Linked DNA regions of Homo sapiens: region 1 is linked to region 2. Evidence: chromatin loops called from intact Hi-C (ENCODE). Cell type or tissue: mucosa of descending colon. All regions are shown on one strand. Links, peaks and the distances in the headings refer to the core of each region. The heading gives the core; the rest is flanking DNA. Region 1 has its middle 26 kb from the start of MIR4312. Region 2 overlaps CORO2B (coronin 2B).

The links. Hi-C counts contacts between places; a loop is a spot of excess contacts. Peaks named below come from ENCODE experiments on the same cell type or tissue, not always from the same donor. Only the 100,000 strongest peaks of a DNase experiment are listed, where the experiment ranks them.
Region 1: a loop joins it to region 2, with 5 times the contacts of the local background. A loop is called at or near these places in 1 of 110 quality-filtered maps.

The regions. Positions count from the first base shown.
Region 1 is chr15:68,773,010-68,778,357 of GRCh38, reverse strand. No RefSeq gene overlaps it. Among named protein-coding and RNA genes, the nearest start is that of MIR4312, 26 kb to the left of the region's middle. In mucosa of descending colon, for the core only: no CTCF peak of the experiment used is centred there; a DNase peak (open chromatin) is centred at 2,497.
Region 2 is chr15:68,712,485-68,717,859 of GRCh38, reverse strand. It overlaps CORO2B (coronin 2B), which reads right to left. Exons shown (of 12, transcript NM_006091.5): 6 at 3,819-3,935; 7 at 3,197-3,301; 8 at 2,549-2,645. Among named protein-coding and RNA genes, the nearest start is that of MIR4312, 87 kb to the left of the region's middle. In mucosa of descending colon, for the core only: no CTCF peak of the experiment used is centred there; no DNase peak of the experiment used is centred there.

The DNA.
Region 1 (5,348 bases), core at 1-5,000, 61 kb before region 2:
CTTACCCCTGTAGTGGATATTGTTATATTACTACTTATTTATACTTTTTGTGGAGTTCTTAGTACAAACTCTTAGAAGTAGTAGAGTCATTGGACCAAAAGCTAAAAACATTTATGAGGCTCATGTACAAGGTTCCATGTTTTCCAGAAGAGTTCAGCCAGTTTACTGTGGTTGTTTATACACGTACACATATACTCATTCTTATGTATTCATTCTATACAGCCTTGAACCCACAACAAGCCCTAGTTCCTTACAATGTCTTATAGTTGTTGTGTGATTCCAGCAGTGTAAAGTGTTTCCAGAAGAGCCCGTGACCCACCTCACCCTCTGGGTGGTACCCTGGCACCTACTGCCCTTTGAAGCAAGCTACCTGTGGTTCCAAGCATGGGATGGAGAAGTGACCTCCTCTGGCCCAAGTGCTGTGCTAAGCATCTGGGCTGTGAGAATGAACTAGGCAGGCATGTTCTTGTGCCTCTCAGAGTGAAAGAACATGGGAGTGGGGTGAAACTGAGAAATGCTGTGGTCTGGCCTCAGATTTTCTGGCCCTGACTTCCCACCATGGGGTCTTTAAGGATCAGGTGTATCAGATACAGCAATAAATACTATAGGCCAGGCACGGTGGGTCATGCCTATAATCCCAGCACTTTGGGAGGCCAAGGCGGATGCATTGCTTGAGTCCAGGAGATCGCTTGAGACCAGCATAGGCAACATAGTGAGATCCTGTCTCTACAAAAAATACAGAAATTAGCCAGGCGTGGTGGTGCACGCCTGTAGTCCCAGCTACTCAGGAGGCTGAGGCAGGAAAATCACTTGAGCAAGGGAAGTCGAGGCTGCAGTGGGTCATGATCACCCCACTGCACTCCAGCCTGGATGACAGGCTGAGGACTTGTCTCACAAAGAAAGAACTACAAAATGGAAGGAAAAATGGAAGGTGGTGAATGGGTTGATGTTAATGGGCCTCAGGGAGGAGAACCCTTTCTGTATTAATCATGCCAAGCATTCACGTCAGCCCTTGAGGAAGATCATATGTCCATTTAACAGATAAGGAAAACAGGTCAAGTAACTTGGAAGAAGTGGAATCAGCATGAAACCCAGGCCCATCTGGGGCTATTTTCATTCATGGAACTTAGTGGCACAGAAAGCTCAGACAAAGGAGAGGAGAGAGGGGCAGGGCTGGCTTTTCCTGAGCTCTTGCTATGGGCTAGGCCCTTTCCTTCAAATGCAGCGTCTCATTAATCTCACCGAATCATCACAGCCACCTTATGTAGATGCTATTACCCTTGCTACACAGGTGGCTTAGAGGGTAATGCCCAAGGCCATACAGCCAGGAAGAAGAGCACCATCAGGAATTAACCAGGTGTGCGATTCCAGAGCCAGCCCTCTTGCCCGTACCATAAGTGCCTCCCACATCCTGACTCCTGCTCCCCAGATCAGACCACTTGTGTGAGTGAGGCGTGTTGCAGTAGTTCCTCACCCTGACCATCATGGCTTCAGCGAGGGAAGTCTCACCACTCAGTGTGCTAGTCAATGCCACAGGACAGACCCTTGAGAGGGAAGAACTTTTTCTAAGTCACCCCATGCAACCCTCTTATTTGACCAAAGAGGAAATCAAAGCCCAGAGAAGGCAAGTGGCGTGCCCAAGGTGGCCGTGCAAGGGAGTGACAGCCAAGCCTAGAACCCAGGACTCCCATCCCTGGGCTTCTGCACCATCTCACCCACAGCTGTACTGTTTGGGTGGGGGGAGGCCAGCTGCAGCGACAAGATACACAGTGCAGTGTATCTTCCAGGAAGAAAACAGCCGAGCCTTGAGTGAACAGGATACAGTGAGTGTCATGGCCATGTATGTGTTCTATGTGGCTTTGGAATGCATCATAGGTTCTTGATATTCACAGTGGATTTGGCTCCTTGACATTGTCCTATCTGACATTGATCACCACTGAACGGCTGCACATTTCCTGGTGCAGACCAGTGCCTGGAGAGGACAGTAATGACAATGCTTCTTGATTATGAGCTACTCTGTGTCATGTGCTTTCCATCCATTGCCTCCTCTAATCTTCATAGATTTCACAGAGGAAACCGAGGCTCAGAAGTGAGACAACTAGCCCAGCTAGTAAGTGAAGGGCCTCAAAACTACATCCTTCTGACTCCAGAGACCTTGTTCTTAGCCACTGTGTTCAAAGTACCAGGCAAATGAGGGAAGGGGGGTTGAGCAATTCAGTTTGTCTCATTTGCTGACTTGCAAAGGCTGTTTTTATCCTGGTTTAGAAACTCATTGTTCATGGTTGGAAGGATTCCCACAGTGGGTCTCTAATAAGCAGCTTTGGACAACAGCAGCTCTAAGTCCCTGGTCCAGCCCTTGGATAGGCCCCTGGGACAGGCTGGCCCAAGGGTGAGCAGGCCAAGGAGGGGGCTGGAGATGGTTGCACAGATGAGGGTAGGTCAAAGGCTGGGTCATCTGACTGAGGCCCTCAAGCCTGGCCGTGGTCGCACTAGCAGAGGAGAGATTGCCAGAAGCTCCGGAGTCACTGAGGCATCTGGAGTCTGCTGGCTGACTGTGAACTGGAGAGCTGACGCAAGGAACGTCTGTGGGGCTGCCTGCCAACCATCCGTTTTTCTTGGCCTAGCAACACCTCCAAGGGACCACTGGAAGGACTCACATGGATATGGACCATTCTCCATTCCTGAAGTTCAGATGGGCTGGCCCCCATCCCTCTGGGTCTTAGGTAAGCAAGTTATTTTGTCCTGGCCAGTCAGCCTAGTCCAAATCCTAACCACAGTGACTGGTACAAGGAAGGACCTGAAACCCAAATTGGTCAAATGAGGCTTGCTCCCTGGAATCTAGAAAACAAGAATCTTCCCGTGGGAGGTGCTGGGCTAGAGGATGGAGGCCTGGAGTTGAGGAGGCATAGCCCTTGGATAGAGCCATGACAGAGAACCAGCGAACCTCCAGGTGATCCCCTCTCATCCTGGGAGTCCCGATGAGTGCAATGAAGTGAGGACTTCAACAGATACTTAGAACTTACTGTTTGCCAGGGACTACACATTATTTTTCTTGTGTTTCATCATAACCCTATTCTGTAATCATCATTATCCACATTTCAAAGATTGAACCCATCTAAATACTCAATATTGGCTGCTTAGTGCCAGACACAACAGTAAATGCTTTATAAAACTCAACCTAGTGTTTCCCAAATTTCCCTGATAATCTCTGGGGCCTGTCAGACTGCCAGGCCTCATCCCTGGGAATTCTAGTTCAGTAGCCCTGGACTAGGGCCCAGGAATTTGTGATTTTAACAATGCCCAGAGGATTCTCATCATGAGGGAAGTTTGGGAAATGCTGCATTAAACTCAATAGCCACAGCTAATATGGCCATACTCATTTAAAACTGAGAAAAGTGAGGCTCAAAGAGGTTAACTGACCTGCCCAACATCACACAGGTGGCAAGCAGAATTCAAATGTGGATCCACATATCTTTTACACCTCTTGTAGAAAGGGGATGATAATAGCTACCTGTGTATCTCACAGGCTGTGAGATGATGGAAAGATGGTGTGTTAGTCTGTTCTTACCTCACTCTAAAGAAATGCCTGGCCGGGTATGGGGGCTCACAGCTGTAATCGCAATACTTTGGGAGGCTGAGGCAGGCAGATCTCTTGAGCCCAGGAGTTAGAGACCAGCCTAGGCAACATGGTGAGACTCTGTCTCTACAAAGAATACAAAAATTAGCTAGGTGTGGTGATGTGCACCTGTAGTCCTGGCTACTCGGGAGGCTGAGGTGGGAGGATCATTTGAGCCTAGGAGGTCATGACTGCAGTGAGCTATGATTGCACCACTGCACTCCAGCCTGGGCGACAGAGCAAGCAAGACTCCATCTCAAAAAAAGAAAAGAAAAGAAGTACCTGAGGCTGGGTTATTTATAAAGAGTTTTAATTGGCTCATGGTTCTGCAGGCTGTACAGGAAGTGTGGTCCTGGTATCTGCTTGGCTTCTGGTGAGTCCTCAGGGAACTTTGACTCATGGTGGAGGCGAAACAGGAACAGGCCCGTCACATGGCAAGTAAAGGAGCAAGAGAGAGAAGGGGGAGGTGCTGTGCTCTTCTAAACAACCAGATCTCTGAGTGAACTCAGAGCAAGAACTCACTCATTACCATGGGGATGGCACTAAGCCACTCATGAGGGATCTGCCCCATCCAAACACCTCCCATCAGGCCCCACCGCTAACAATGGGGATCACATTTCAACATGAGATTTGGAGGGGACACATATCCAAACCATACCAGATGGGAAAGAGCAGTGGAAAGTGAAAATTTCTATTTTTTTTTTTAAGTATGGTAAAGAATCCCAGGCAACCCAAATATTTTCTGTAACAAGGAGAAAACAAAATTTTCGATGGCCCTTGGTAATTAAGACAAGCTTCTTGGAAGTTTTCCTCCCTTCCCTTTAAAAATTTAGATTAGCAAAATCCACTCTGTTGTTTTTGTTTGTTTGTTTATAAATGTAAGGGGTACAAGTGCAGTTTTGTTCCATGGATGTATTACATAGTGGTGAAGTCTGGGCCTTTAGTGTAACCATCACCTGAACAATATACATTGTATCCATTAAATAATTTCTTTGTTTCAACCACCACAGTCATGATACATTCCATGGACTATCTTGGTTATAAAAAGCAATGGATTTGCCCTCTGGGAGTATCCTAAATCTTGCTGATGGCCTTCTGCAGGTGTTACACATTTTGGTGAGGCACTCAGGAGTCAGGAGACCTGGATTCTCATCCTAGCTCTGAAACTAACTAGCTGGGTAGTCGCCAAGTCACCTCTGTGTCCTATAAAAACAGTGATGCGGACTAAATGACTTTGACAGTCTTAGTCGATAGTTTGTTGTATTATTTCCCTCATTGCCCTGGGGCCTATAGTTACATCTATTTTGAACACAAAATAAAGCATTCCCCTGCCAAAACTCTGCAGTGGCAGTAGGAAGGGTCAATGTGGGAGAAATAGTGGCCTCTCTAGTGAGGCAGGAGTGTTTTGATAGAGAATTTGCAAAAAGACTTTCTGAGGTCTCAAAGTGTAGACCGATAGCCTGGTCTATACACACCTACAATTGCCTGGGTAATCCAACTGGCTCAATAAGGAAGTACAGATAAAACCAATCTGTATTGAGTGCCCTTTATGTGCCCAGAGCTTGACACATGTGATCTCATTTAATTCTCACAGCAGAATTCTACTTGAAGTAGCTATTAATGATTTCCACTTTCCAGATGAAGAAACGGATGTTCAGAGACATTATGTTAAGTTGCTCAAGGTCACACAGCCAGGAAGGCACCAAATGGTATTAGAACCCGTAGCTTCCTG
Region 2 (5,375 bases), core at 156-5,155:
ACATTCATTTCTTTCCCTGTATTGTGAATATGAGTTAAGGCTCTGCCTCTCCTCCTCTGGGCTGGAAGCCTGCTCTTCCACATAAAGGAATTCCAGGAGCTGGAGGTAAGGGGTGAAATGGTTTCCCAAATGGGATTAAGAGCCAGCAGATTCGGTCTGAGTTCTTCTTCTGCTACTTAGCAGATAAGACCTGCCTCAGGTGAGTTGCTTAACTTTTCTGAGTCTACAAGAAGTGCCTACATCACAGCAAATGCTCAATAGTGGTCACAGGTGAGGAGGATGAGGATGAGGATGAAGTGAGTCATTCTGAGCCCTTCCTGCTTCTTTCCTCTCCACCCCTCCATATCCGATACCTTAGCAAGTCCTGCTGACATTACTTTCTAAACATCTGGATTCACACTGTTCTCCCCGTCTTCCTTCTCCCCACCTATTATTCTCTCTTGCCTAAAAGTCTGCAACTTCTTCCTAACTGGTTTCCCTGTCTTCCTCCTGCCCCTCCCAAATCCATTCTCTCTACTGAAGCCAGAGAAATCTTTTTTTTTTTTTTTGACAGAGTCTGGCTCTGTTGCCCAGGTTGGAGTGCAGTGGTGTGATCTTAGCTCACCGCAACCTCTGCCTCCCGGGTTCAAGCGATTCTCCTGCCTTAGCCTCCCAAGTAGCTGGGATTACAGGGGTGTATCACCACACCCAGGTACTTTTTGTATTTTTGGTGACAGGGTTTAGAGACAGGGTTTCACCATATTGGCCAGACTGGTCTCGAACTCCTGACCTCAGGTGATCCACCTGCCTCGGCCTCCCAAACTGCTAGGATTACAGGCTTGAGCCACCACACCTGGCTGCCAGAGCAATCTTAACTAACATTTCGGATCCCATCATGTTGTCTCATGTCCCACTCAAGAAAAAGAACCCTCCCCATAATGATTTCCTTATCAAATGCAAACTCCTTTCCCAGGCTAATGCATCCCATGGATTTAGCCCCTGCCCCCCTCTCCGATGGTCTCCTAACATCCTCCCCCCATCTCCTGCTACATCACAGAGTCTACACCACGCTCAGCCACACTGACCTCCCTTCTGCTCCTAGAACATGCCAGGCTCATTCTGGCCACAGAGGCTTTGCACTAACCATTCCCCCTGCTGGGACTGCTCTTTCTCCTTCCCATCTTTCAGAGCTCAACTTAAAATACCATCATCACAGAGAGGCCTTCCCTGACCACCGGGGTGAAGTAGCCCCCAGTCACTTTCTGTTCTAGCACACCATTTGACTCTCTGCCTAGAACTCATTCCCATCCAATATTTTTCTTATTTGTTTATTGCCTGTCTCCTGCTCAGTGGAATGTGATCTCCATGAGAGTAAGGCCATGTTCTGTTTTATTTGCCACTGGACTTCGCGCAGGGTCTGGTACACAGCTGGAGGTCAATAACTGTTTGTTGAACAACTATGTGAAGGAGCAGGAGGAGTCAAGTGCTCTGCCAGGTGCCTTGCACATGTGGTCTCTAAGCCTTACATTAGCCATTCAAGGAAGGTTTGATTATCCACATTTTACAGATGAGGAAACTGAGACTTAGAGGGATTAAGTGCACAGCTGAGCCAGAATGTAAACCCAGGTCTGACTCCAAAGTCCAGGCTGATTTTTATACTATTTGATGCAGGAGTGACAGTGAAGGAGGTGGGGATGACAGAGTTGGGGAAGAGTAAAGTTGATGGAATGGTGATTAGGACTTCGGACATCTTTTGGTTTCCATTTTGCTGTTGGTCACTGGAGTGGGCTCTCAGGCCCTTTCAGCCCCGATGTTCCTGAAGCTGGCCCTCAGGCCCTGTCCATAATACCAGACCCACAGGGAAAGCAAGCTAGACTCAAGCTCCAAAGAGGATCACCCGCAGAGGTGGGAACGGGAGGTCCCTGAAAATAGGTGTTTCATTGGGTGATTTGGACCCGAAATATAGAATTGCTGAATCATATGCATTACCAGGTTAGTTGAAAGGAAGGAAAATTGGTTGTAAGACTTTTAGTGGTGGGAGAATGTGGGGTCTCACTCACTACACCCTGTCAATCCCAGAGCCCTCTCTGGGTTTCTGCCTGAGAGCCTAGGGAGCTTGGGGCTGCAGTCACGGGAACACCTGGAACTTCTTCCTGCCCTATCAGGCAGACAGAGCTGCTGCTGGGATCTGGGAGTCACGGCTTCCTAGAGGCTCAGGAAGGGACTTGTGCCTAGACCCCACTCTGACCTCTAGTTACGGGACCACTTCCCACCATCATCATAGCCACTGTGGGCTTCAGGCTCCCCATCTGCGATCAGGAGTGCAGACGCAGAGCACATGCTGGCAAGCTGCCGCTGATGGTGGATGTGAGCACAGTGGGGTGACAGCGCCGGTCCAGTGGGCAGTGACAGCTGCAGCAGGGCCAGCTCTTGCAGGTTCTGTTCCAACTTGCCCATGTGCTATGGCCTTCTGAGTCTGATTTTCCACTTAAGGGAGGGGGTGACCCATGGGCCAGATGTCCTCCCGTGCCATGAGCACACCAGCTGTGGCAGCCTCGGGGCCACTTACCTAGGCCTTTCTGCGGGGCTGGGGAGCGGAACTCCATGAGGTAACTCAGGTAGGGCTTCTCAGTGCTGATCTCGTAGTACCGGATGTTTCCATCACCCTGGGGTCAGGAGAGATGGAGTTGAGGAAGGTGGCAGGTAGGGAGGGCAGAGCAGGGCCTGGTCCCAGGAGCCAGCTGAAGACAGCTCTCCCCTGTGCCTCATGGGCAGTTAAAAAAACCAAGGAAACCTGGCTTCTAGGCTCCTAGTGGGTGCACCACAGGGGACTCACTGCGGGTGGAGAGGTGGAGGTGGATGGGCTGATGTGAGTGTGTGTGTGTAGACAGCCTTTCTGACAAACAAGGCTGTATTCACCAAGGATCTCCTGGCGGGTATCTCAAATTCCATCATTCATCACTGACTACACTGCAGGCTCTGATCTTTATTCCAATGTAAAAGCCCGCTCCAGCTCACCTTTGAAGGAATTCTTGGTAGCAGACACTTGAGTAAGAATGGGTGTCAGACTTGAGGGCAGGTGTGGATGGGAAAGGTGAGGCCCAGGAACTTGGAAGGTTAGGCTGGCTACTCTCCAGGGGGTGGGGCAGGTGCAGGGGTGCATTGAGGGTAGGGCTCTCCCACAGGCTGCCCCGGGCCCTCCCCCACCTCCTACTACCTTTCCAGCCAGGTAGAGCATGTGGGTGTCAGCATCATAGAAGGGGAACAGGAGGCCAGAGAGCCCATCAATTTCCTCTTCGATCAGGGGCATGGAGAGGTCCTCCTGAGGGAGAAGAGCTGGTCTCAGCCTCTCTGCAGGCAGGATGGCATACCCCTCCCCAAATCCCAGGAAGGCCTCTTAGGATGGCAACTACTTTATGTTAAGACCTCCCCTAGATGTTAAAAAGCCCGTCCTATGGGTGGTGGCAAGACTGACTTTCTTGTCACGAAAAGCAGCCAGGGGCAGTGGAAAGGGTCTTACAAACAGGAGGCAAGGGACTTGTTCTCATTGTCCCCAAACCTGCTACTTGCTATGTGTCCCCAGGTAAGTCTCTCAATCTCTCTGGAGCTCAGCCCCCACTCTGGAAAAAGAGGGTGAACATCTTGCAGGTGTGGCCGACATTGTTCCTTGAAGCCTCTGTACCCAAGCTCGGCCTCTGGGGGTCTCTGTCTGATTTCTCCACTGGGAATGCTATGAGAAGCTGGTGTGCGGGCCCAGGCTCCTGACTTTCTGAGGAAGTGACCTCCGAGGCAACGATGCTTCCTTTAGCCCAAACCCAGCAGGCCTCCCCGTGGCTGACCTGGTCCCAGAGGGCAATCTGTCTTGTGTTCCACCTGGAGACCCCTGTCGTGAGGAGCCGCTTCATGTTCCCCAGGAACACCACCCGGTTCACTCTGTGGTTTTTGCAGTTGGCCTCCTAGTAGGAACAGAGGGAGGTGGTGAGCCAGGGTCCCCAACATGTGGGTTCTGCAGTGGCATGAATGGTGGTCCCGAAAAGATACACCCATGTCCTCAGCCCTGGCCCCTGCAATTATTTCCTTATTTGGAAAAGGGTCCTTGCAGATGTGGTTAAGCTAAGGATTTGGAGATGAGATTACCCTGGATTATCCAGGTGGATCCTGGATGCCATCATGAGTGTCCTTGTGGGAGAGAGGTAAGATTACAGAGACACACAGGGGAGAAGGTGTGTGACCCTGGAGGCAGAGACTGGAGTGATGTGGCCACCAGCCACGGGAGCCGGCAACCCCCAGAAGAGGCAAGGAATGGGTTTTCTCCTAGAGCATCTGTAGGGAGTACAGTCCTGCTGACACCTTGATGTGGGACATCTGGCCTCTGGAATGGTGAGAGAATACATTTCTGTTGTTTTCAGCCACCTAGTTTGTGGGCATTTGTTACAGCAGCCATAGGACACTGTTCTAAGCACTGTGCAGCAATGGCTCCACAGATGCCTTCTCTGCCATTTCCCAGAGAATGTGGGGAACAGGGAGCGAGAGGGGAGCCAACGTCCACCAAGTCCAGTTGGGGGCTACACCACTTCAGGAGCTCTCACCAGGGGCATTGCTTTTCATCCCCATAACAATATCTATCGGAAGAAATCATTATCCCCATTTTGAGGGTGAGGAAACTGAGGCTCAGGAGGACAAGAGACTCATGCCCATCACTGCTTCACAGCTTGCCTCATCAGGGAGTGCCTCCTTAACTGAGCTGTCTTGGGCCTCCTTTCCTGCCCACTGGCTCGTGACACTTGATTTCCTCCTAACACACAACAGTCCTCGGCATCAGGTAAGTTGGCAGCAAGTCAGAAAAGAGGCCAATGGGGCAGTGCACATATTCAGGCTGGCGTCACACACTCTGAACTCTAGTTCTAGCTCCACCAAAAAAGTGTAGCCCAAGAGAAGACCTTCACCTTCCCTGGGCTCATGGCCCCATTTGGGAATTGGAGGTGGGGGTTCTCTGTTCATAAACATTCTTTCTGCTTGGCATGGGCTCTGGGTTTGAATCCTAGCTCCTCCTGGAACTGTGAGATTCGAGTCTCCCAACTTCGCTAAGGTTAAGTGTTCTCACGTATCACATGAGAGGAGTAACAGCACCCAGCTGAGAGGGTTGTCCTGAGGATTAAATGAGATGATGTGCAGAGCCCCGGGCACAGTGCAGGCCACACAGTGAGCTCTTAGCAGATGTCAGTTAACACTAATCATGCTAAGCAACTCTCATTATTCTTATTTGTAGTGGTACAGGTTGAGTAGCCCTTATCTGAAGTGCTTGGGCCCAGAAGTGTTTCAGATTTTGGATTGTTTCCGATGTCAGAATATTCACATTATACCTACTAGTTGAGCTTCCCACATCCCCAAATCCA